Regions from separate parts of the Mus musculus genome. Here regions 2, 3, 4 and 5 are each linked to region 1. Evidence: chromatin loops called from intact Hi-C (ENCODE). Cell type or tissue: left cerebral cortex. All regions are shown on one strand.

Region 1 (5,000 bases):
TGTCTGTGTGTGTATGGACCCTATCCAGGGAGCTCCCAGGGTCCTCTGCCTTTGCTCCAAGTGGCTGCTTTCAGGTGACATCCCACTTTCTGATCCTGACTGTGCCATAAGCTCTATACCTCTCACCCCACCTCTCAGAGCCTCAGTTTCCCGATCTGTAAAAACTTGTGGGTATCTCCAGAACAGGGATGTAGTATGGAGTGGCTAGCACTTGAGTGTACCCTAGTGATAATGGTTCACATGTTTAAAGAGGCAGGATTTGAAGACATGGGGCCTATTAGGAGGTCCCTGGGTTTCTCTTTCTCTCTCTCTCTCTCTCTCTCTCTCTCTCTCTCTCTCTCTCTCTCTCTTTTGTGTGTGTGTGTGTGTGTGTGTGTATCCTTAATGAGACTTCTTCCAGACTCTTTGTCTTACCATGTGATCTCCCCTGTCACATGCCCCTCCACTGTGCTATCCAGCACAATGAAACACTCCAAAGACATCTCCCTGGAGCTGGGGCCATGCTGTTTGGACCTTCAGATTCCAAAACTGTTAGCTAAATGAATGCCCTTGCCTCAGACAGTAAACGGCCTCAGGTGATACACAGTCTTGAGAAACTGACTTATACAGGACAGAGCTGCTTAGTGCCTGACAGGTGTAAGCCCTCGGGGACACTAGCTGATATCACCACCATTCCTTTCCCACCCTTGCACTGAATCACCCCTTATGTCAGCAGAGATCTCGGGGCCTCCCATCTCATCCTCTATCTCTCCTGGAATTGCCTATCATAGTTCTCTGGAGCTCAGTGCCACTGGGTCCAGACACCTGCAAAGACCAAGAGCTTTGCATCTGCCCTCGACCAGTGACTTACTGCTGCATCTGAAACCTTCCTGCTGGAACTGCAGCTCAGGGAGGCTCGGAGCACACTGCCTGTCCTCAGTCAGGGCCAAGTACTCACAGAGGGCATTCACCCAGCAGCTCTCAGACACAAGCCTCTTACCTAAAACAGGACCCATGGTCTGGTGACGATGAAAGATCATCACTAAGTAACAACAGGAATCCAAGGAGACGAGGATGAGACCAGAAACACCTGTAACCCAAGTTTAGCCTAACCCAGAAAGGCTTCCTGGAGGAGGTGACATAAGCTATCCTGTAAGAATAAGCCAACCTGGGTCTCAGTGGTTTCAAACAACAAAGGTCTATCCCTCAGTTGTACTGCACATTTATGGTGGAGCACCAAGGTACACTGCTCATGGAATGACACAGAAGCAGTTCCAATTCTGCTATCAGATGCCACACCACCAAGAAGGAGATCTTAGGAGAGTCTTGCATTGACAGCTAACTGCTTTGAGCCACAATCAACTCATGTCCCAGACTCACCAGCTAGTCACATGGCCTTGACCTAGAATAAGAGGACTGAAGGCAACCCTGTGGTATACCTGGAGCTGCTGGAAATATTTTTAGGAGGGCAATAAAGACCACCAGATACAGGGGCTGGAGAGATGGCTCAGAGGTTAAGAGTACTGACTGCTCTTCCAGAGGTCCTGAGTTCAATTTCTAGCAACCACATGGTGGCTCACAACCATCTGTAATGGGATCCCATGCCCTCTTCCGGTGTTGAGTGATTGTGTGCTCACATAATAAATCTAAAAACAAAAACAAAAAGTAAAGGCCAGCAGACATTTCCACACCACTCTGCCCCTCACTGTCTTTCATTCATTCATAAATCCTAGGTCAGGATCCAAGAGAGGCTGGCCAGGGCAGGCTGGGCTGGGCTGGGCAACAGAGAGGTGAGAAGGGCAGGAGATGAGGCTGAAGATAAGGGAGAGTCATGTTATAGGCTTTACAGTTAGCAACAATTTGATCCTTTATCAGAAGTGCACCAGGCAGACTGGAGGGGGAGCGGGAGCAGGAACTAGGGAGACTGAGGTGACCCCAATTGTACCACGGGGAACAGGGCAAGAGCAGGTGCCTTATCTCAGACCCTAGCAGTTGTCCTGGGAACAGGAAGTACTGTTCCCCAGTGTGCTAGTGGGGAGAAATTAGGAAGCCAGGATGGGTTGGATTCACTAAAGAGAGCTCCCTGGGCTTGCAGATGGGTGGACTGACTGGATGAGGCAGGCAGGGACACACTGAGATCAACCCTGGAGGAAGCTTATGGAGGAAAGCCAAGTGAGAGACCACAAAGGCAGCATAACTCCAACCCCCCAACTCCTCTTCCAATAGTCTTTGCCTCTTTCAGGCTTTCTGATAATCCCACATTGAATCTAAGTGAAGAGTAAGCCAGATGAAGGACTCTCATCAGACACCTCGGAGAACCAACCTAAGAAACATTTGGACCAGAAAGCTCCAGGCTGGGGGTGATGGCCGTGATGACAGAGCAAGGGCCCCTGGGACAAGTGTTCCTCATTTTTGAGACGGATACTCAGAAGGTACCACACCCTGAGAGCATCTGCTCCTTAGGGGCACTGTTAGTTAGGGGCTGGGTGGAGCAGGCTGGGGTCTGGCAATCGTGATTCCCAAAATGGTTCACAGAGCATCGCCCAGGATCACAGCTCTAGATTCTGAAACCAGGAGTCTGACCCTGGGCCAGGTACTTAATTGATCCTATCTCAATGCTCTCCCAGCTGACTCCCACACAGGCTGTACTGGACCCACTGCAGGGAAGGAGAATCCCCTTGAAGAGATCAACTACAGCCCTGCAAAATCCAAAGCCCCGTGGGAAGGATCCTGAAGATGTCCTTTCCAAGAAACTAAATAAACCAGGGGGTCTGGGCCATATGCCCAGAAGGTTCCCAGCAGAGACCATACTCCGCTCCCCAGGGATGAGGGGGATATGGGACTTCTGACCCATACACCCTACACCATCAACCAAGACCTAGGAAAGTCCCTGCCTTCCTCTTCGGGGGACAGGGGTGCCACGGGAATCACACTTCATGGAAAACTATTCTGCTTCAGATAGACAAAACTCCCAAAGTTTATAGGGTTCTCAAGATGAAAAGAAGGCTCCCTTCACTGCTCGCAGTCCCCACGCACAAAGGACTGGGCGTGCTTCTTTCTGATCACTCTTAATCACAGACCACGGCTGTCCTCCACACGAAGCCATGGTCAAAAAAAACAAAAGACAGACTTTCCTTCTCTAGGTCATCAACTGATTCTAAGGGTCTGAGCTCCAACTCAGATGGGCTCAAGACACTAGCAACTTTTTGCCTTATTAGCCCAAGGCTGCTCAGTAGTCCCTGCAGCGACTTGCCTAGGGCACGCTGGCCTTGACAGAGGAAGGTCATTGGCCACCAAGTTTCTGCAGTTTCTGCATCACATAGTACCTTGGGGACCGGGAATGAGGAGGTGGGGGGTGGAGACGACACTCAGGGGCGAATTCCCGAAGAGTCCGTGCTGCAACCAAGACTTAAAATAGATAAAAGGCACGCCCTCCCTCTGCCGCCCCAGGCCCGCGGCAGGTCACAGAGAGGCATGCGGTCCCTAAGCCCCCCAGCCCGGCCCCGAAGCACCGGCGACCGGGTCCCTGCAACTAGGCCAGCGGCTGCATCCCGCCCTCGCCCCGCCCTGCCCCCTGTCTACGCGCTCTCTTTGCGAACGCCGGGCCCGAACAGCCGCTCCCATTGGCCGGCGGCCGCGTCCGTCAGCGCGCGGCGGAGCCGAGGAAAAGGCTACAGTGGAACAAGGCGGGCGAGTGCGCGGAGGAAGGAGGCGGAGGCTGGGCCGCCCGAGGCCCGCGTCGGGCGGTGGCGACGACCTGCGGGCCCGGGCCACCTTGAGACCCGCCCCGCTTCCGGTGCTCCGGTCCGTGCCCCGTCGCCTGCCTGCGCCCCCGCTCCCCAGTGTCCCCGCGCGCTCTTCGCCGCGGCCCCCGCGCCGGTTGGCGAGCCGCCCAGCGTCTTCCGAAGCCATGTTCACGTTCATGGCCACGGTGGCCACCGGGCCCACTCACCTTCGCGGGCTCCCACGCGGGGCGGCGAGCCGGGCCGGGGCCGGGGCGGCGGGACGCGGCGGGACGGGGCGGCCGCGCGCGGGGTCCCCGGCCGGGCAAAGTTTCAGCGCCAGCGGCAGCGCGGCGGCGACTCGCTGCTGCTCTCCTCCCCTGCTTTGACCACCATCTTATTAGTACAGGAAATGACATGGAAAACGGAAGAAAGCGGCGTTTGGGGCAGACGCGGACCCCCCAATTCAGGGGGCCGGAGCCGAGCCTCGCTGAGCCCCGCGTCCCCCGAGCCGGCCCCGCGCGGGAGCTCGCGCGTCCCCGCCGCGCGCCCCACGGGGAGGGCGACGCTGCGGAGGAGGAGCGGGCTGCGCCAACTTTGTGCCTGGGATACTTTCTGGGGGTCGTGCTAGAAAGTTGTGGCGTTTGCGCAAGCCCATCCGAGGGTGCCTCCTGGCTCTGCCCGGCTTCGACGTTGTCGGTCTACAACCCAATAAATAGTCAGAGGGCGATAAATGCGTTTATAATTTTAACCCTTACAGGGTCCTCTTCCGGGCCCCTTTAACCCTTTGGTTGCTCAGCCGTTTGGAAGTATCAACTGAAGTTGGGTAACATGCGTCCCATAGAACACCAAGGGAAAAGGGCCCTGGGGCCTGTGAGAAAAATTAACTATTTACGTGGGGACTAAAGGGTGAGTGTCACTTGCTGTTCAGATCAAAGTACAGTACCAAATCTGAATACAAAGCTGGAACGGGACTGTGTCCTAACTTAACTTGCCTAGTGCCTCATTGTATCCATCTGCAAAATGGCACCCAGCAAGAAAGATAGTGAAGGGATGTAGTAAGGCTGGGGTGTTTAAAGGAAGTGTGAGTGGTCAGAGGGAACCAGAACAACCCTACCCCAAGCCCTTCTTTGTAATGACCCCAAGGGGAGGCTGCTGCAGGGTGGGTTCCCTGGCCGAAGGAGGGCCTCACCTTAGGCTGGAAGTTGCCAAAAAGGATTCTACCTGAGTAAGAGATCTTGGAAGGCCTGCCCAGTGCCAGGTAGTCCAGGAAGGTCCAGATAGTCCCAAGAAGGTGTC
Region 2 (5,000 bases), 140 kb before region 1:
GCCCTCCATGGGTGCAAAGCACTAAACAAACATGGAGTAAGAAAGCCACCCAGTTCTACAGTCCCACAGAAACCAGAACTCTGCCAAGCCTTCTCCTGCAGCAGGGGAGCAGGGGACACTGGGCAGCTCTGGGCACTTTCCTTAGTTTTGTTTTCCAAAGAAACAAAGGCTTAGTGATAGTTTTTCTCAGAGAGAGGGGGGAGGAGAGGGAGGGAGAGGAAAAGGAAAGGAAGCTACCTTCTAAATAGGTCAAACAAAAGGATGGACCACCACAATGTTAACTGTGTAAGTATCACAGAAGGCTGCCGTTGGTTCCCCAAGAATAATGGCATTCACCAACTCACTTGGACAGTTCTTTAGGCAGACAGGAATCATCACCCCCTTCATAAGAGAGGGCAGGGACCTTGGCAAGGGAGAGCACACATCTGAAGGTCAGTATAGAATCTGGTGGGTTCTGTTTGTTGAGGCCACAGTAACTGCTGAGGTGGACTTGCCCTGCAACCCGGCACTAAAGAGTTTTCTAAGAAAAAGCCTGTCCTCGTCCTTGGTCATGAGATAAGCTCACCAGTTAGTAAGTAATGTGTACCACTGTAGTACTTAGGGCTCGCTCTCAAAAGACAGGGACAACAGGATAGGTGATAGATAGATAGATAGATAGATAGATAGATAGATAGATAGATAGATAGATGCACATACACACATACATACTTATAAACATTGATACATACTGGATAGGTAGGCAGGTAAGTAGGCAGGTAGATAGATGATAGGTTCATAGATATATAGATATATTTACGGATAGATACATAGATACACCATACCCCCATAGAACATATCTTAATACTTCCTTATCTTTTTATAATCACAATTGATTGGCTAGGCTGGCTGACCAGTGAGCTTCAGGATTTCACCTGTCTCTGCCCTGTGGTGCTGAGGTTGCAGACATGCACCTCTGTGCCCGATTTTTACATAAGTCCTAGGGATTTGAACTCCGGTCCTCACGTTTGTGAAGCAAATCCTTTACTCCCTAAGCCGTCTCCACTGTCTGGTTTGTTGACTGACACATCCCCAAACTGTCATAAGTCCCTGCTAAATGAGTGTGTATCGAACATGACTGTGTAGATTGGCAAGGGGATAAATGTCTGAGATGGGTCAGTATGAATTGTGCCTGTACACAAATCTGATTCCTGTCACCACATCTTAGAGGAGGGGTCCCAAGCCAGAGTGGCACAGGGTCCTCAGGGCTGGATCATAGGCTGATTCACATGGTTGGTGGCAGTCACATGATTCCGAGGAAGCCATCAGAAAGCACTCGGACAGCAGCTGCCAGCGTGGAGAACCCACACACACACACCTGCGCTCCCCCCTCCGCCCCTCCCCCAGCTGCTGAAGCAAGATTCCCAGGAGGCCATTGGATTCTACATAATTGGAACCTCTCAGGAGGACATTTTATCAGCATAACGTGGAGTCCAGAGACAAGGAACGCTGGCAAAGCTCTGAGAGCATTCCCCCTGGGAGAGGCTAGCTGGTTGCTGCAGTAAACCCTCCCCCAACCCCGTATACCCCATGTCCCCATCTGTAAAATGCCTCCCTACCCCCGCCCCTGTAAAATGAGGGCACAAACTACCATCAGGAGCCTCATACATACTTCAGAGAACCGAGCCATTGGTGCTTCGGAGAGGTGGGTGGGAGGTGACGAGGCTAGCCCAAGCGACTCTGCCCTCACTCTCCTCCACCAAAGCAGCCTGTCCTTTGTTTTCTACTCCACCCATCACTGTGACTAGACTCCCTCCTGCACCCAGAAAGCACCTGATTCACATTCTACAATGCTGTTTTAAAGGACAGAAATCATTCCAAGGCCAGTGCGCATCACGTGACGCGCATTAGGCTGAACCTCCGTGTCCACTGCATAGCCGCCTCACCATTTTCAGACACTGAGCTTAGCCTTTAGGACGGTTAAGGCTTCCCAGCTGCTTTCCCTGTGGGACTCAGGTTCACTGGGGCCACTTCCTTCTAGACAAAAGCACGACGCTGATCTCAGCCTGCCTGACCGCTGAACAGACACAAACCAGGGAGATCCGTGGCCCCCTCCACAAGTGGGAAGCAGTAGGGAAACCTACAAAAGTCTGTTCAGAGTCCGTCAGGGAATCAGTTATCCTGGACAGGGATGGCACAGGGGCTGTCAGTGACAGTTGGTGTCATTTTAGAAGGATGTAGTATGCCTGGCTCTGTTCGGGGCTGAGAACACACCAATGAACAGCACAGACCCGTTTTTCCCTGTCTTCCTAAGGCCTTATTTCCAGAGAATACTCAGCAAGATAAACAAGACAGATAAGCAGTGCGCTGTGGAAGATTAAATAGTGTAAGCTCAAACGCTTGAAAAAAAATACAGGAAAGAGGACCAGGAGGTGATGGGGCAAGAGATGGGGAGGATGAAGCAGAGAGATGGTGATTTCAGATGTATCAGGTCCTTGAAGACTGCTTAGAGGACACTAGGCTTGCAGCAGATGCAGAGAGGGAACAATTCCTATGATGGCCTCTAGGGGGAAGCATTTCCTCATTCAAGAAACAACTTCTGTCTAAAACTATTTCTAAAATAGGGGCGTCTTTGACACAGAACCTGAAGAACCCCTGGGGAGAGAATACTGATCTCTGATCTGGCAAACATGGGTTCCCACACTATAGGATCCAGCTGTGACATGCTTAGGACCTATGCACTGTGTGCATCGCACTTCAAAAATCAGTCACAATGACACCCACGCCCTAAGCTTTTATTTTAATCTGAATCACCGTTGCATTGTTTTGCCCCCACCCCCTCTAGCAAGAGCTGCCATTCTCCTCAGATTTCTCAGATTTTACGTAATGGGATTAGTACCGACAGAAAGCTCCGACAGGTAGGAAGAAGCACTTAATGACTGTCAGCCTCACCTCCGGAGCACACCCACGGAGCCTCCTTTGTGGTTCCTGGTCTGTCCCCTGTTCTACAGTAAAGGGAGAACAAGCAGATTTGCCTGGAGTCTGAGGGCAGAGTCCTAGAATGCTGGAATTTTCACCAGCCTGTTGTTTTTGTTACTATTATTTGTGCACACGAGTACAGTTGCCCAAAGAGGTATACCTGAGCTGGGTCTATGCTCCCCTCCCACATATATAGCAGATATACAGCTATCTGTGGTGGGGGAGCCTAGGTCCAGCTCAGGTATTGGATCTTCTCAGATCTGGAGTTACAGGCAATTGTAAACTACTTGATATGGGTACTGGGAAACAGAACTCAGATCCTCCGGAAGAGCAGTAAGGGCTCTTACCTGTTGGAGTATCTCTCCGACTTTTATGAATAACTCACCCTAATTCATTAGCAACTCTAAAGGCACCAATGACCCAGTGGATCTGGGCAAAGCACCCATCTTGGGTTCCATCAAACAAATGCTCCAGACTTCTCGTTTGTTGGTTGACTTCTCAATTAATTAAAACATGTGGGGTTATGTTGTGTTGGGTTTTTTTTTTTTCATTAACTATTTTATTGATTCTCTTTACATCCTAATCACGGTCCCCCTCCTCCCAGTCCCTCCTCACTCAGTCCCCCTTCCCCTTCTCCTCTGAGAAGGGGAGGACCCCTTGGGTATCACCCCACCCTGGCACATCAAGTCACTGCAGGACTAGGCTCATCCTCTCACTGAGGCCAGACAAGGCAGCCAGTTATGGGAACCCGATCCACAGACCCTGTTGTCTAACAGATTTAGGGACAGTCCCTGCTCTAGAAGACCAAGTTGTATATCTGCTATATATGGAGGGGAGGGCTAGGTCCAGCTCAGGTATGCTTTTTGGTTGATAGTTCAGTCTCTGGGAGCCCCCAAATGTCCAGGTTAATTGACTCTGTTGATCTTTCCATGGAGTTCCTGTCCCCTCTGGGTCCCTCCATCCTTTCCCCAACTCTTCCACGAGACTCCCAGAGCTCCTTCTGATGTTTGGCTGTAGGTCTTTGCATTTGTTTCAGTCGGCTGCTGGGTGGAACCTCTCTGAGGACAGTTATTCTAGACTCCTGTCTGCAAGCATTACAGAGTATCATTAACAGTGAGTGTCAGGGGTTGCTTCTTGCCCATAGGATGGGTCTCAAGTTAGGCCAGTCATCAGCTGGCCAGTCCCTCAGTCTCTGCTCCATCTTTGTCCCTGCATGTCTTGTAAGCAGGATTTTGGGTCCAAGGTTTTGTGGGTAGTTTGGTGTCCTCATCCTTTGGGGTCCTGCCTGACTACAGGAGGTGGCTACTTCAGGTTCCATATCCACCACTGCTAGGAGTCTCAGCTAGAGTCACCCCCACAGACTCCCGGCAGTCTCCCCCATCCCAGGTCTCTGGGTCCTAGAGATAATCTCCTCCCTGCTCAGTTCCCACCTCCATCTGCCTCCAATGACTGTTTCATTTCCCTTCTGGGTGAAATCCAGGCATCCTTGCTTTGGCCTGCCTTGTTATTTCAGTATCCTGTACTTAAAAGCTAGTATCCACTTATCAGTGAGTGCAAACCATGCATGTCCTTGGATGATATTTGCTAGTTACATCTATTTGTCTGAAAATTTCATGCTGTCCTAGTTTTTTAATAGCTGAGTATTTCATTGTGTAAATGTACCACATTGTCTGTATCTGTTCTTCAGTTAAAGGACATCTGGGTTGTTAACAGTTTTTGGCTATTACAAAGGAAGCCGCTATGAACATAGTGGAGCATGTATCCCTGTGGTATGGTGGGGCATCTTTTGGGTATATGCCCATGAGTGGTATACCTAGGTATTCAGGTAGAAATATTTCCAATTTTCTGAGAAACTGCCAGATTGACTTCCATAGGGGTTGTACAAGTAAAACATGTGTTTTGATAATGATATCAACAGATATTAAAAGGTCTGGATATGAAATCAGCTATCCCTAGGTAGGTGAGAGACAGGGGTAAGGGGAGAAAGGTGATGTCAATTAGAGTGTGGGCTGTGGGCTATGAGCATCATCGAACAGACTGAGGCA
Region 3 (5,000 bases), 89 kb before region 1:
CATCTGACATGCTCAGGTCTGAGCCACCCACTGACCTCATATGTTCTGTGACAGGCTAATGTAATCTCTAACGTGAAAATCTAATAAATGCCAACTTCTGGAATCTCCTGACCACTAGTGGAGAACTCTACTCCATGAACACTTGGTTTTATGTTGTATAAAAGTATCTTTAGGCTGGGTGTGTAAGAGGCACACGAAAGCATAGGGGTGCAGGCCTGGAATCCCAGCTTCTGTGAAGGCAGGAAGAACTCAAGACCAGGGTTGCCTGGGCTGCAGAGGAAGTTTGTGACCAACTGTAGTGACTTGGTATAACCCTGTCACCAAAGAAAAAGAGAAAAGAAGACTGGAGATTTGGCTCAGGGCTAGAATGCTTGCTTAGTATATGTAAAGTCCGAGGTTCAAGGCAAAAATGAATATTAAATGAATGTTATGCTTACACTTGAGACCCAATTCCAATTTGCATAATATATGCAAATATCCCCTAGTCTGTAAAACACACCAAATCTGAAATGTTTATGGTTCCAAACCTTACAGAGATAGGTATTCATCCTGTATGGCCAGTCTTCCACATTCTAATGCAAGGGTTAGACACGCATCTTTGTCTGTTTTGCTATCTCTAGACCGGTTCCTGACGTCTGGTAGATACTTAATACTGTTGAGAGAATGCACGGTCCAGTGGAGATGTAGGAAACCCCAAGAAGAAGCAGCTCACTTGCTCCCCTACAACTTTCTTTTCTCTGTACCCCTCCCTAGATGTGTCTGTCAAGGTGACCTTGAAACACCAGGCTCAGAAGCTGAAGAAGAAACAGACAAAACGGGCCAAGCACAAGATCAACCCCGTGTGGAACGAGATGATCATGTTTGAGCTACCGGATGACTTGCTGCGGGCATCCAGTGTGGAGCTGGAGGTGCTGGGCCAGGGCGAGGAGGGGCCGAGCTGCGAGCTGGGCCACTGCAGCCTAGGCCTGCATGCCTCGGGCTCTGAGCGCAGCCACTGGGAGGAGATGCTAAAAAACCCACGCCGGCAGATCGCCATGTGGCACCAACTGCACCTGTAGTCGGCCACCTGCCACCGGCCACTGACCGTCTTTCTTGGACACAGTCATCTTCCAGGCTCAGCTGTCAGTCATCCCTCGTGCTCTGTCCACATGCCTATACCCAAAGACAGATGCAGACGTGTTGGCTGAGGCCAAGACCTCATTCCTCTCTTACTGTATTCCCAATACTAAAAAGTGAGCGGTGGCGCCAGGACAGTGAGTGGGACTGGCACTCAGAAGACTGTATCATGCTCATCTGTGTTATGGAAAAAGATATGTGCCAGGTACCCTCAGTCGGCAGCCCCTGCTCACATTGAGCTGAAGCAGTGGTTCTTAACCTGTGTATCACAACCCTCTATCTCCAAAAAATATTTACATTATGATTCATAACAGTAGCAAAATTACAGTTACAAAGTAGCAATGAGAACAATTCTGTGGTTGGAGATCACCAAAACACAAGAAACTTTCTTATAGGGTCACAGCACTAGGAAGGTTGAGAATCACTGGCTGGCCAGCAGGTCTCTGGGCCACTGGGGGGTCATGCCACACTGATGTTCCGGTGGAATACACAAGCCTCTGTCCTTAGCTAGCACAGGGGTTCTGGAGCAGAGCAGGAGGGGCTGCGCTTGATAAGATCCCTTCTCCCCTATCCAGGCAGCCTTTCCTCTTGATCTCCGGGGGCCCAGCACCAGGACAGTGTGAAGGCAGGAACTCTCTGCTTACTTTATTTCTTCTTTTTTATATTTCTGCTGTTCATATTCCACTCTCGAGCTACATTGTGTGTTTTGACTGTTTTATTTAAGGGATTGGAGTGGGTTGTGTTTGTTTTTTTTTTATCACACGTAGAGTGCCCGTTCCCTGGCAGGCCTAGGTTGCCACTCCTCTGGAGTGTCTGCGGCATTCTGAGGACAGCTGTCATGTCACCCCCCCCCACCCCCAAGCTGACTCCATGTGACAGACCTGTTCTTCTCAGTATGCCTGTACTTCAGGACGAAGTAGCTCTGAGCTTGGCTTGTTCCATCTGGCTATGTAAATGAGGAGGTAGATGAACTTTAAAGAGAAAACGTGGTCTCTTGATAACATGCCTCCCTCCAGTTTGGGGGACATGTCCTTTAACTTGGAAATAACAAAAAGCTAGGTTTGATTGCCCCTGTTGATATTTCCAATAGATGCCCCACTAGGAATCAAATAAGTAGCTAGCTGCAGGGGTAGATACTTGTGAGCCGGAATTCGAGTTGTCATTACTTCCTTGCTCCACAGCGCCTCAGTGTGGCCACCTATAGCACAGCACCAATGTCATGGGAGCTTGCCAGTCCAGCTTCAGGAGGTAAGCAAGAGGCATCTTAGCGGGCATCAATTGTTACTGGTCAGTTGGTGGCACTTCCTGGCTCCTCCGTTGGCTGTGCTTCTTCTCCAAAACCTCCTCTGTAAATTGCTCAGAGATGTTAGACTGGGAACCAAAAACTTTCAGTCACCTTTTACATCGGCTTAATCTGTTTCCAGCCATTCCTGTAAGTCACCTCCGAATCAGCTTGGGAAGGAACCTCTCTATGTCTTTGCCAGGGAGTGATTTCTGGAAAGAGGTGGAAATAAAGTGAGAGGCCATTCCAGGCTGGGCTACTGCTGGGAGGTTAGGAGTTCACCCCAGTCCTCTGTGAATCCTCTCCCCAGGACAACTAGGCATCTATTTGTTGAGTGTTTGTCCACCAAGACCGTGCATGTGTCTGTCCATTCTGATTAGAGAAGGCTCTGGGGGCGAGTGAGTAGCTTATCACCTTAACGGAAACATCAGATAAGAGGAGTCCGGGACTGCTGTTCAGGCGGGCAGCTCTCAGATGTAAAGGGGCCCCGGGGGAAGGGGCAGTGTCTGGCCTGAACTGAGGTGGGAATCTTTGGAGGAGAAAGTTGGTCCTGTGCAGTGTTTCTACCCTTGCTGTTTCCTGTTGTTAGATGCTGCGTGTTTGTGATGCCATTCCACATAAAAGCACAAAAAGTCGCATGAGACATCGTGGTCACATGTCTGGTTACACTTTGGAGCACAAAATCTTACAGTGGTAAATAAATCGTTTTCCAATCGGGTTGGCAGCCCAGTGTTTCTCTTTGTTCCTTTACATTAATATTTTAGATGTATAAAATTCAGAAAAAAAATCTCGTGTATCAAACACCCATGAACCTCTGCCAACTTCAATAAACCTTGACGACCACAGTTGAATTTTCTTCTTGTGCCCTATACTGAGAAGACCAGGATCTTACATTCTGATTTGTTATTCTGAGCCTTCCTTTATATTTTTACTAAATGATCATTTGATCCCTGAGCACTAGTGAGTATTTGTGTGTTTCCAAGTTTTACTTCAATTCTTAAATTGCATCACACATTTTTTTTCAACATTAAAAATTTAAGCTTTATGCAGACATGTGGCTCTAACTAACTTCTCTTTCACAACTGTATAATATTCCACTGTATGGATCTGCCACAGCCCATTCTATTGATGTACATTTAAAACACACACACTCTCTCTCTCTCTCTCTCTCTCTCTCTCTCTCTCTCTCTCTCTCCCTCTCTCTCTCTGCCGTTGTTTCCCATGTACATGTATCGTCTCTTGGGGGAAATGTCGAAAAGTGAGTGGAGCTGCTAGGAAAAATAGAAAGAAGCGTGTGCATGTGTGTGTCTGTGTGTGGGGAAATGTTTGTGAGTGTAGGTGTGTGGGTGTGGGTGTTTGTGGGGGAGTGTGTTTGTGTGTGTGTGTGTGTTTGTGTGTGTGTGTGTGTGTTTTGGAGCTTTGACTTCATTCCTGGTAAGGAATATCCAGTGGGTTCTTGAGACTCTTCAAGACTCCCCCCAGCACCCCATCAGTGGAGGATCGAGGAAACAGAGGACAGACAGAGGCAATGGCCTCCTGGAATTCTGCCACCCTAAGCTACCCAGGTGACCCATCTCAGATCTGGCCTCTGAAGGAGGTGTCTTGAGAGTAAGAAAAGGATATTTGATTTTTATTTGAAGGGTTCACTTTATCTTATTTCTGAGACAGGGTCTTTCTCTATATTCCTGGCTGTCCTGGAAAACTCTGTGTAGACCAGACCGGCCTTAAAAATCACAGCTATTTGCCCACTTCTCCCCGAGTGTTGTGATTAAAGAGATGTGTCATCATGGCCGATCAAATTGGAAGGTTCTTAACCAGGAAAGACATCCTGTCAGTCATATGATATTTTCACATTCAGTCCTCACTTTTATACTTCCTATTCCCATTATTACGTCTTAATGGCAACTGGGGGCATTTGTATTTCTGTAATAAGATGGGCTAAGTGGACTTTATTCTACACAGCCAAATAGTATTCACTATAATTCACAGGTAACTGAAGACAGCTCACTGGAGCCCCAAACTAATGTTTGCTATGGCTATCTATAAAAGAGAAACGGTGGGGGTTACTGAATCAAGGGCTTTCCAGTGAAGTGACCTCAACAACAAATCATGCTCACCTCAGCCTGGAGCTGAGTCAGAGCCATGACCATGTAACACTATGTGGTAACTGTCCCTGGCCACTATTAGATCCCCAAGCTAGGTAACTGCCTCTGCACCTAAGCGCTCATATCTATACAATTATTTTGGACTAAATGACCTGCAAGCCCCTTCCAGCTTTAACATTTTTGTATTTCTGCTTCTTAGGGCCATTGCTATGATGAAACAACATGACCAAAAGCAACTTAGGGAGAAAAGGGTTTATATTTGGCTTACATATCGCACACATCACAGTCCATTGAGGGAAGCCAAGGCAGGAATTCAAACAGGGCAGGAACCTGGAGGCAGGAGCTGATGAGAAGGCCATGGAGGGGTATTACTTACTGGCTTCGTCCCCATGGCTTGCTCACCCTGCTTTCTCATAGAAAGAAGGGCTAGTGTCAGGAGTGGCACCTCTCACGATGGCCTGGCCATCTCCCATCAATCACTAAGAGAGAAAATTCCC
Region 4 (5,000 bases), 67 kb before region 1:
CTGTCACCTGAGGGACTGGGCTCCCACCCCAAGAGGGGGCTGCCTCTGCTGAGTTGCATTCCTCTGGTCTCCTGGCAGGTGGTTGTGACAGAGCAGAGCGCTCTGGGCCACCCTCCACACAGTGCGCACGAGTGGCACTGCACACTCTTCCCTTTAACAGCAACCTCATCCTGAGGAACTTACCTGCAGGATCTGAGAACTCTGGGAGCTCAAGCACCTGTGGTGGCAGAAGGGAGGGCTCAGGCAGCTTTCCAGACTTAAGCATGTCTAGCTCCGCCTGCAATTCCCGCACTTTCTTTTTCAGGCGAATGCAGTTAGGACAAAAGGAGGTGGTAGGCAGCTCATGGGGGTCAGATGCCAGAGAGGCCTCTGCAGGGCTGTCAGCCTTGAATGATGTAGGCTCCTCCTCTTCATCTTCCAGTGGGCCCAGCTCTTTGGCCACCCTTTGAGGGACCTTCCAGTCCCCTTCCCCCGGGGTCCTGCAGATGCCTTGCGTCAGGGCAGCTCTACCATAGTCATCGTCCTGGTACTTGGGGACTTTCCGGATGACCAGGGAGGTGCTCAGGGCCAGCTGGCGGGCTTCCACGTTACCAGACTCCAGTGAGGCCTCTAGCACATCCTTGAAGATGAGATCTATTTTCTTCTTCTTTGCCTGAGGGTGTATGTCTCCCTCATCAAAGCTGCGCTTGTAAGGACTTCTGCCCTGCTTCAACACAGGGAACTGAGTGGGACCCCTTAGGTCTTCTGGGTTTTCCAGGGCTTGCTCAGCCTTCTCTCTCTGCAACCTCTTCTCTCCTAGGAAGGAAAACCAGGGTGTGAAGATGTGGGGGAAAGCCCCAAACAGAGAAATTGACAGGGAACAGAGCAGGCCTTCTGCGAGAGGATTGCCTGACACATCCACCTGGATCTGACCATCTGGGTCAGGTGAGACCCAAATGGAGAGAAGAACGGATCGTGGGCTCTAGAGTCACAGGACCTTTACAGAAAGGCCTCACATGGATAAATGCTACACTTGTGAGTTGGCATATGTCTCAAGCGGAGACTGAAAAGGAGTCATCATCCTATGGGGATGGGGCTTGCCATACTATGACCCCAGGAGACAGCATCTCACTCCATCTGACTAATGCAACAGCTTTCAGAGCTGAGTGTCTGTCTGCCCGCTATGGGACAAGCTATCCTTCAGACCTAGAGACTACACGGTGGTTGCAGGGCCTCAGTAGAAAGCACGGGGAAGCACAGGCCCTGCCTTCCTCCATGCTCATGGGCCCAGAGAGCCAAGGGAAACAGCCACCCTACAGCTGCTGCCTCTCTATTCTCCCAGCAGTCTAAAGATAAGAAATACACAAAGAAAGATGGGTCAAAGTCTTGTGGTTCTCAGTCATGGCTAAGGTTGAAAAAAGAAGTGGGGGTGCCTTGGGAAAGATTCCTAAACATACCAGAGTATCAGCCTCCCTCAAGATTAGGGCAAGGTAGTTGCGAAACCCAAAGTATTCTCAGATACAGCCATTTCCCCACCTGTCAAAAGATGCCTCTCTTTCCTTCATTTTTAATTACCTTGAAATGTTGGTGAGATCACCAATAGTAAGCTATTTTAGATCCTTTAGTGAGGCCAGCACAGACTGCTACAGAAGTGCTGGGATGCCCAGGGGGTGACATGCTGAGGAGAGTTGTTTCCCAGCCTTCAGAAGGTTCTGCCAGCAGAACCTGTGGGGTTGCGCAATCTCAAAGGCCACCTGAATTGGGCAGGGTCCTGGTGCTGCAACCTTGAGCCTCTGTTCAGTGTCCAGGCTTCTGTGAAAGGATTTGATAGGCCCTGGGTGAAGGTCAGGAGGCTCCATGCTTGGCCTCCCCCAGCTGCTTCCCTCACGCCTCTAGGCTCCCACAGAAAACAGCACAGCAGGGTTTAAGCCACTCAAGTCCCTATTCTGTCCTCACAGGCGCTGCTTAAGCAACAACCTCATCCCGGACTCCTGGCACTCGGGCGGCTCCCAGAAGCCCCTGTATCTGTGCCAGCAGAACTGCAGAAAGCTCGGGGGCGAGATGGAGCCCTTTAAAAAATGCCTTTTGTGAGCTGGAGAGACATCTCAGAGATTGGAAGCTCTGGATGCTCTTCCAAAAGACCTGAGTTCAGTTCCCAGCACCCACATGACAGCTCACAACCCTCTGTGACAGACTCTAGTCCCAGGGTACCCAGAAGATACCTCAAAGGGCAGCTGGCATACATGCGGTACACAGGCATATATGAAGACAAAACACCCATTACATACACTACATAAATCAAATTCAATTTTAAAAATGTAATGCAAGGTATTTGTGTCACAGGACAGGTGGGGTGCTCGCCAAGCTGAATCTCTGAAAAGTCAAGGGTGCCCTATTGCCTCGTCTTGGGCTCCCCAGACATCAGACCGTTGAAGATGCTGGGTGTTACATCACAGAAGACTCTCATTGTCTCTGTAATGGAAGATAAAGTCACCCATGTTTTCTAGGCTGAGCAGGAAAGCCTTCTGAACTTGTGGCTTCCATGTAAAATCCCTGGTCCACGGACAACCTTTAATAAAGGTCACCATGACTTCTATTCCAAATCCTCCACGACATTCATGGATAAAAATCAAAGAAAAAAATTTATAATCCCCACACAAATCACACAGATCACCTAAGTGTGTCGACTCGTATCCTTCAAAGATAACCACAAAGGAATAAAGAATATCCTCTCCAGGAGCTCTGGGCTCCACACAACACTCTTTCATTAAAAAAAAAAAAAAAAAAACGACAATAAGTACGATCTGGCTAAGCAGCCTCTGACCATGAAGATGCTCCTCTCTCTAAAAGCAAGATGCAGTGGTGCCCATCAATGGCCCCAGTGCTTGGGAGGTAGAGACGGAGGCTCTGGAGTTCAAAGCCAGCCTCAGCTTCATATGGAATTCAAGGCCAACCCGGGATAGATGAAACTGTGTCTCACAAAGGGGGCGCGGGGGGACTGGCAGATAGCTCAGCTGATAAGACGTTTGCTTTGCAAGTATGAGGACTTAAGTTTCAATCTCCAGAATTCACATTTAAAAACAACCAAAAAAAAAAAAAAAAAAAAAAAAAAAAAGCTCTGTGTTGTGGCAGGCACTTGCAATCCCAGTGCTGGGACGGTGGGTTCAGGTAGACCCCTGAGGTGCACTGACCAGCCAGCCTAGCACATTTTTCAAGTTCCAGGTCAGTGAGAGTTGTCTCAAAAGCAAAGCGATTACTGAGGAATGACACATGAGGCTGATTCATACATGCATGCACCTGCATATGAACACACATATGCACATACACAAACACATGTACACACACATGTACACACACGCACACACATATACATGTATAGCACATATACATATACACACACATGTACACACACGCACACACATACACACACAAAGCTAATATAGCTGTAATACCTTAAGTGACTGGGCAATGGGGACCTTTCTAAGCAGGGCTGATAGGTCATCCAAGACACATTTAAAGGTCTAGAACTCTGTACCTAACATCTAGCATGCATCCATCAGCTGCCAAGTCCCACGGTCACTCTCAAGGACCACTTCCATCACAGCTCCTGCTGGGTCCACTGTGGTTGCTGGTTTCTTCCTGAAGCCTACAATCCAGCCTGGTCACGGGCAGATAGATACCTTAATCCTGTATCTTCCAAGGCTCGCTCTCTCTCTCTTCTCAATCTTCCTGTGAGCCTTCATTTCCCCAAGCTCTCTCCTCTCTTTGAGATGTCCCTGGGTCTCAGGTCTTCTTGAGGATGATTCAGGTTGAGGTGCTTTGGAGAAGACAGGAAGACATATTCCAGAAGAATCCAAGATGGTGGGAAAGAGATGAATCTGTGCCACAGCAGCTGTGACCCATCTTGGTTTTCTTTTCTTTGGGTAATGTGATTCTTCTGGAACCCCCCTGGCTGTTTTTGTTCACTTCTGCTTTTATCGATGCAACTGAGGTTCACCAAACACTTCTGGAGGTTCCGAGGCCCACAGGAACCCTTCTGGAATTTCAGGAAGAGGCCAAACAGTAGCCACCCTTTATCCCAGAAGCATGCCATCCCAATGAAACCAGCATGGCCCAAGCTCAGCTCCAAAGGAGTCAGGAGATAGGCTTACCCACAGGTCTCTCAGCTCGCTGGCAACTGCCAGATGCTTTTGACTAAGTCAGACAGCTTTTGGGCACCCCAAGACCTGTTCTGCTTTGTCTTCCTAATCATCTTCACCTCAGTGAGTCATCTGCTCCCATCTCCTCCGCTCATCTTCTAAACAAGGCTATCCAGTGAAGAGGTTAGTTAAGATGACGGCGGAGAAGACGTTGGGCATGGCTCTGCCTCCGAGGACCAAATTGACTCTGGGTGTGTGAATGTACAGCTTCTGTGCAAAGATGGCTCTCTTGGAAAAAAGGACCTGGGTGCACCTGTGTACCCTGGCCAGGCTGAGGATGGCATCTACAGCTGGAGAGCCAGAGGCAGGGAGTAAGCCAAGTTCCTTTTAAATGAGCCATTCCAGTGGCACATGGATGGACAGCCAACCCACTATGTTCTCCCAGCCTGAGCCCATCTTCTCCTGTCCACTAGCCTTCCTCCGGTAGAAACCATTCCTTCATGCTGTGTATCATTTTGGCTCCCAGGAACAAGATCAACAACACCAAGGCTGGCTTTGTCTGGATAAAACTTAGATCCTCACTTCAGATGCCTCAAGTTGGAAAGCTGGCTCTGTCCTCATTAGTCACGTGACCCTGGGTAAGTCACTGCATTTCTGTAAAGCTCAGTTTGGACAATTGTACAATGGTGGAGCTGATGTCACGAAAATCACTGGTCTAGAATTTTACAGCCAAGGACTTAGTGACAGTCGAGGTAGAGATTGCATCAACGGTGGTAAGTACATTGCTCCACGGACTCTCAGAACATCTTGGCAGGTTAGTTCTCATTACCTTGATCCCATGGCAAAGTGAAGGCAACCCAGCTAGCACACAGGAAGTTATCT
Region 5 (5,000 bases), 130 kb before region 1:
AACTCAACTCCTCTAAGCCACAGGAAGTGGTTTAAGGATAATGTCGCCCCCTGTCCTCTCTATCTTTTCTTCTCTCCTGTCTAGGGTTAGGGGGTTGAAAGGGTGGGAGAAAGGAGTGGAGAAAGAAAGAAGAGTCCACAAAGTAGCCTGAGACAGCTTCAGTTACTCCCCAGGGTCGGCTTGACAAACCTCCCTGTGAGACATTCAGCCTTTGTTTCATCTCAAAGCACTGAAACCTTCCATCTTCCCAAGACACTCCGATTTACTGATGTCACGTCATGTGTGTTAATGATCACTGTTTGCATGATCATTTTTATGGGTCACTTTTGTGTCTAAGACATTGTGAGACAAGATTCTACCTTTAAAATAAACTGATGACTGAGCAACAAAATCTGTGGACACTGCAGCTTACGTTTTTAATTTATTGTGCACTAGCATTACTGTTCTTGGCATGTGTAATTTAAGATTGTGTGTGTGTGTGTGTGCGCGCGCGCATTCATAAGTATACATGCATGCATGAACGTGTATGCATGTATGTTTGTGTATGTGCATGCATGCATGTGAATGTAAGCATTTTGAGTATAATTTTGACTTCTAACCATTTTTGAAAAACAGTGTTTTCAAGGTCCTTATTTTCTCAAGCCTAAGTTAAATACAACTCTGAAAATTTAGATCTAATTTATCTTAAAGGTCATTATAAAACTAAACTGCTAGCCTATACTTGCCTGCTTCAAGCTTACAGATTTTTTTTAAAAATGTCATATTTACAAATGATACTGGTGTCTCTTATATTACATCTTAAATATTATTTAAATCCCCTCTTCCTTGTAAGCACACTTGCAACAATAATTAATCTCTGAGCCTTCAGCCTTGAAGAGGAATAAACTAATGTAAATAGATACCCATTAAATTATTAAACTGATAACCCAAATGTAAAGGAAATGGTAAACTGGGAGGAGACAGAAATGTCCAACTTTAAACCAGCATTTTGGTTGCATTCTGCCCTGAATGAGAAGTCATTGCTTTGAGCAAAGGTGGTTTCTAAATGCCCATTATACCAAGACTTCAATGGTAAAAGGGTTATCTGTTCTAAGATGACACAGAAATGTGCCATGTTTCATGCTGTACTTATAACTGCCAGATATTGAATACATGATGTCCGTGTTTTCTGCTTTTTAAATATTGCTTTCCTTGATTTTTATGGAACTATAATTATTTTAGGAAAATATTTCTAAAGTTTATAAGGGAAAATTTCAAGGAACCATCAGAGGGAGAGAGAGAGAGAGACAAAGAGAGAGAGAGAGAGAGAGAGAGAGAGAGAGAGAGAGAGAGAGAGAGAGAGAGAGATTGAAAATATATTTTGCTAAAAAGAAACTGAAAGTGATAATATACTATGCTGTCACCTGTATTCTTCTCTAACATGAGTTTCTATTCACTTCCCCAAAATGAATCTGATGTAACCAAAATAATAGAACAAATGAAATTGTTAGTCACAAAGAGGAATTACAATGGTTTAGGTATTGAAGACTAATCTTTCCTAAAACTAAAACTAGCACTTCTCGTAAAGTTATAATTCTACCATCAAACGTTAAACTTTTTTGTTTTTAGTACAAGGAGCTGTAGATGCAGAGAGAAACGTGTGATTAATCTAGTTTAAAATATGGCTTTTGGTTGTTTAAAAAGCCTGTTTCCCTCATCCCTTTATATCTTCATCCCATACTGTGTTCTTGATTGTTTTTTTCTGTGGGTATAATACTAGTATACATCACATGTAAGCGTTATGTCAGTTACAGAACAGGGGAGGATGGAGGGGAGGAGTGGAGGATGGACAGGATGGGAGGGGAAGGAAGAAAGGAGGAAAGACCAGATCTGAGTCATAATGGCTGTTAAAATTTGATGTGGTCCAGGCATCTCTTCCTTAGTGGCTTTTCCCACTAATTCTCCCTCTTCCCCTCCCCCTCCCCTTCCCCTCTCTCTGGGACCACCTTCCTGCTGGCACTCCGGCTTCAGATTTAGCAGATACTAGGAACAAGCCTTTCTAGTGCCACAGAACACACACACACACACACACACACACACACACACACACACACACACACAATATTTGGCCTCATGCAAATGAGACGCTTGGTCAGCTGGGGGCGCTGTGGACCAAAGTTCCCAGAAAACAAAAAAACAAAATTCAAACCAAACCAAACCAAACCAAACCAAACCAAACCAAACCAAACCAAACCAAACCAAACCAAACCAAACCAAGCTGTTGCACCAGCTGTCTGCACTGCAGATTGACTAACTAGGACTTTTAAGCTGTTGCGGGCCCAGAGGCAATTATCTTTCCTAACAGTCATGTGTGTGGCCCACTACTGGGTCTGACCTGACATTCTGGGACTATCTGGTATAAATCCTTTGGGATGTATCAACAATCCACTAGCTTCTAGCAACTCGAAAGCTGAGCACACCATCAGATGGCATCTGGAGCCTGTACCAAAGAGTGTGGTCTGAGTTACTTTTCTGTTGCTGGGATAAAATACCATGATCAAAAGCAACTAAGTAAGCCTTTATTTTGGCTTACGGGTTTTAGAGGGTTAGAGTCCGTAACTCCAGGGAAGGCATAGTGTGGCAGAGCCGGAAGCTGGATGGTCACATTTCATCTGCACACCACAGGAAACTGGACAGTCACGTCTCATCCACACACCAGAAGCAGAAGGATCAGAACAGGAAGTGGGGCAAGACTATAAACCTCAAAGCCAGTCTCAGTGAAATACTTCCTCCAATAAGACCCTACCTTGGGGACTAAATGTTCAAATATGTGAGCCCATGGAAGCCATTTCTCATTCAAACCACCACACCTGCTTTGCTAAAACCTACAAAGCTGCTGGTTCCACTGAGGAAAAGTCTAAGTGACTTGACTATTTTGTTCTGTTACCATTTTTTTTTTAAATCATGAAATAGTTACCACATTTTGAGGGCAACCTGAATCCGTGTTCCTGGGCCATGGTCACTCATATTTGACTCTTTACACTGTCATGTGTTTTATTACAGGGAGAGTGTGGTCAATGAGATGCAGCACATTTGATTTTGGCTCCATAAGATGAGAATGGTGCTAACCTGGTGTGGCCGTGATGCAGTCCTCACTTGTCTATGGCCATGCTCCTGTCTTAGAACACTTGTCTAAGGACAGCCCTTAGAGAGCCTTGCGAGAACAGACATACTATACCATGGGTTATAGAAAATCACAGGGCATAGAGTTGTGTTCATGACAATACTTGGTCAAAGCAACGAGCCACTATCACTGGTTCATGTATTTACTGCACTTACTATTATAAGCATTTTCTAATGCATTCCTTATAATAATTTTAAAAATTACTACTGTGAAACAATGATACTGGATGCAGCCTCTGTGCAGCCTCCAGTCATGGCTTCCCGTAACTGCATACAGGGGACCAGGGAGGTTGGCTGATCTATGTGTTCTGGTCTTTGTAATTGCATCCTATGATGAGATTGTGGCTTGAAGAATTCTCAGAAGCTACCCCATGGTGTATTTGAATTTTTTTTTTCTCCAGGATGAAAGCCTTTCTGGATCTTAGAGACTGGGAGTGACTCTTCCTTATTAGACTAGAGTGACTATTTAAACATCCACACATATATCAAGATAACAATGAAGGCATTTCATCCAGAGGTTGGGGAGCAGCCCATAGAGAGCCTTCTTCTGCTTAAAATGCCTGCCCCCCCCACCATCTTGCTCTTGTCTGACCTTGGAAGCCTGGCAGCCAGAATATTCCCAATTATCCACCAGCCTCTTCACTGTCTCATCCATTCTTCCAGGATGACTCTGTCAACCACTTTTATCAGACCACATGATTTCATTTGTCAAAGAAACCCAGCCATGCCTTTTCATTAAAGACCATTTCTCAGATATCAGTCACAGGAAGTGTAAGTTATCCCTTTGATGGTGTGTGTGAGGCCTGTCTGGTTGGCTAGCAAAGGCATCCCAGCATCCTGACAACCCCTGGGGTTCATCTGTCTTGGACTCCACTCTTGGCTCTCTAATAGGTTCATTGCATATGAAAGAGATGAGAAGTAAACTCTTCTTCCTAGGCTGGGGGCCACTGCAGCTGCTAGCATCCCAGTAACCATAGCAACAATGGACCACATGGCAGGTGTCTGATGTCCATCAGACATTTTCTGGTGTTAAGTGCTCTTCCTCCTCCTTCCATCCATGTCTTCAGTAGATTCTATTCTGACTGGTGGCATTAAGAGTCTCCCAGGGGAGCAGCTCAGGCCTGGGAGACCTGCAGCCAGCTGCCTTAATTAAGCCTCTCGTCTCTCCAGAATGTTTAGCAATGCCAAGCTCAGGAGCCAAAAGAACCTCCCAGGGAGGTTCTGATGAGAGAGGCTGCTAAATAGAACGCAGGAGATGGGGGTAGGGTGGGTGTTCAAGAAGTACAGTTCATAGTTGTAAACAAATGGAGCTTAATAGGAAATTATTCCTGGTGTAATGTAGAGCAAGCACACAAGTAATAACTGTGGGAAAGTCAATGTAATAAAATGGAGGTGATCTCGAAAATGGAACTCCCTGCAAGCTGCCAGAACCCCTAGGGAGATGATCACGTGGGTTACTTAACAATTATTGAGTGCCTGCTGTGTGCAGTCATGAGTAACATGCAGCCTCTAATTTTTGAATAAATGAATGAATCTGCAGCCTACTAGGGATGCCTGAAGAGAAGCAGGACCAACCTTGTGGCAGTGTTTGCATCTGAGTTGCTCCTGGGGTCCATCCACGGAGAACCTTTGAGAGTTTATGTCTGTGACAGTCAGGGTCCAATGCAGGCTTCAGAAACATCCGTTCTGGTAGATGTTGAAAGAATTAGAAAAACAAGCATATTACTTTGAGCAAAGAAATGATTTTTCTCCTGTACCCATCCCTTAGGAGAACTGGCAGTCGGGGTTTTCTTCCTCTTCGAAGCTGGCTGCCATGCTGGGAGATGCTCGGGCCACAG

Evidence for each region. A loop is a pair of places that touch in the nucleus more often than their neighbours do. Peaks named below come from ENCODE experiments on the same cell type or tissue, not always from the same donor. Only the 100,000 strongest peaks of a DNase experiment are listed, where the experiment ranks them.
Region 2: a loop joins it to region 1, with 3.0 times the contacts of the local background. A loop is called at or near these places in 7 of 42 quality-filtered maps.
Region 3: it touches region 1 in a loop (2.0-fold over the local background); 3 of 42 quality-filtered maps call a loop at or near these places.
Region 4: it touches region 1 in a loop (2.1-fold over the local background); 8 of 42 quality-filtered maps call a loop at or near these places.
Region 5: a loop joins it to region 1, with 2.5 times the contacts of the local background. A loop is called at or near these places in 7 of 42 quality-filtered maps.

Annotation. Positions count from the first base shown.
Region 1 is chr2:93,042,048-93,047,047 of GRCm38, forward strand. It overlaps Prdm11 (PR domain containing 11), which reads right to left and starts at 4,118. Exons shown (of 8, transcript NM_001368848.1): 1 at 3,932-4,118. In left cerebral cortex, no CTCF peak of the experiment used is centred here; DNase peaks (open chromatin) are centred at 3,071, 3,625 and 4,138; H3K4me3 peaks cover 1,934 bases; H3K27ac peaks cover 1,318 bases.
Region 2 is chr2:92,901,980-92,906,979 of GRCm38, forward strand. All of the region lies in intron 2 of Gm13791 (a long non-coding RNA gene), which reads right to left. Among named protein-coding and RNA genes, the nearest start is that of Syt13, 11 kb to the right of the region's middle. In left cerebral cortex, a CTCF peak has its summit at 2,536 (motif pointing right); a DNase peak (open chromatin) is centred at 2,538.
Region 3 is chr2:92,952,610-92,957,609 of GRCm38, forward strand. Syt13 (synaptotagmin XIII) reads left to right here. Exons shown (of 6, transcript NM_030725.4): 6 at 754-3,442. The coding sequence ends at 1,058. Among named protein-coding and RNA genes, the nearest start is that of Gm13791, 35 kb to the left of the region's middle. In left cerebral cortex, CTCF peaks have their summits at 2,306 and 2,505; DNase peaks (open chromatin) are centred at 1,045, 1,892 and 2,290; H3K27ac peaks cover 875 bases.
Region 4 is chr2:92,975,067-92,980,066 of GRCm38, forward strand. Prdm11 (PR domain containing 11) reads right to left here. Exons shown (of 8, transcript NM_001368848.1): 7 at 184-795. Among named protein-coding and RNA genes, the nearest start is that of 4631405J19Rik, 52 kb to the right of the region's middle. In left cerebral cortex, no CTCF peak of the experiment used is centred here; no DNase peak of the experiment used is centred here.
Region 5 is chr2:92,908,435-92,913,434 of GRCm38, forward strand. It overlaps Gm13791 (a long non-coding RNA gene), which reads right to left. Exons shown (of 5, transcript XR_001783401.2): 2 at 4,738-4,848. Among named protein-coding and RNA genes, the nearest start is that of Syt13, 4.2 kb to the right of the region's middle. In left cerebral cortex, a CTCF peak has its summit at 2,144 (motif pointing right); a DNase peak (open chromatin) is centred at 2,133.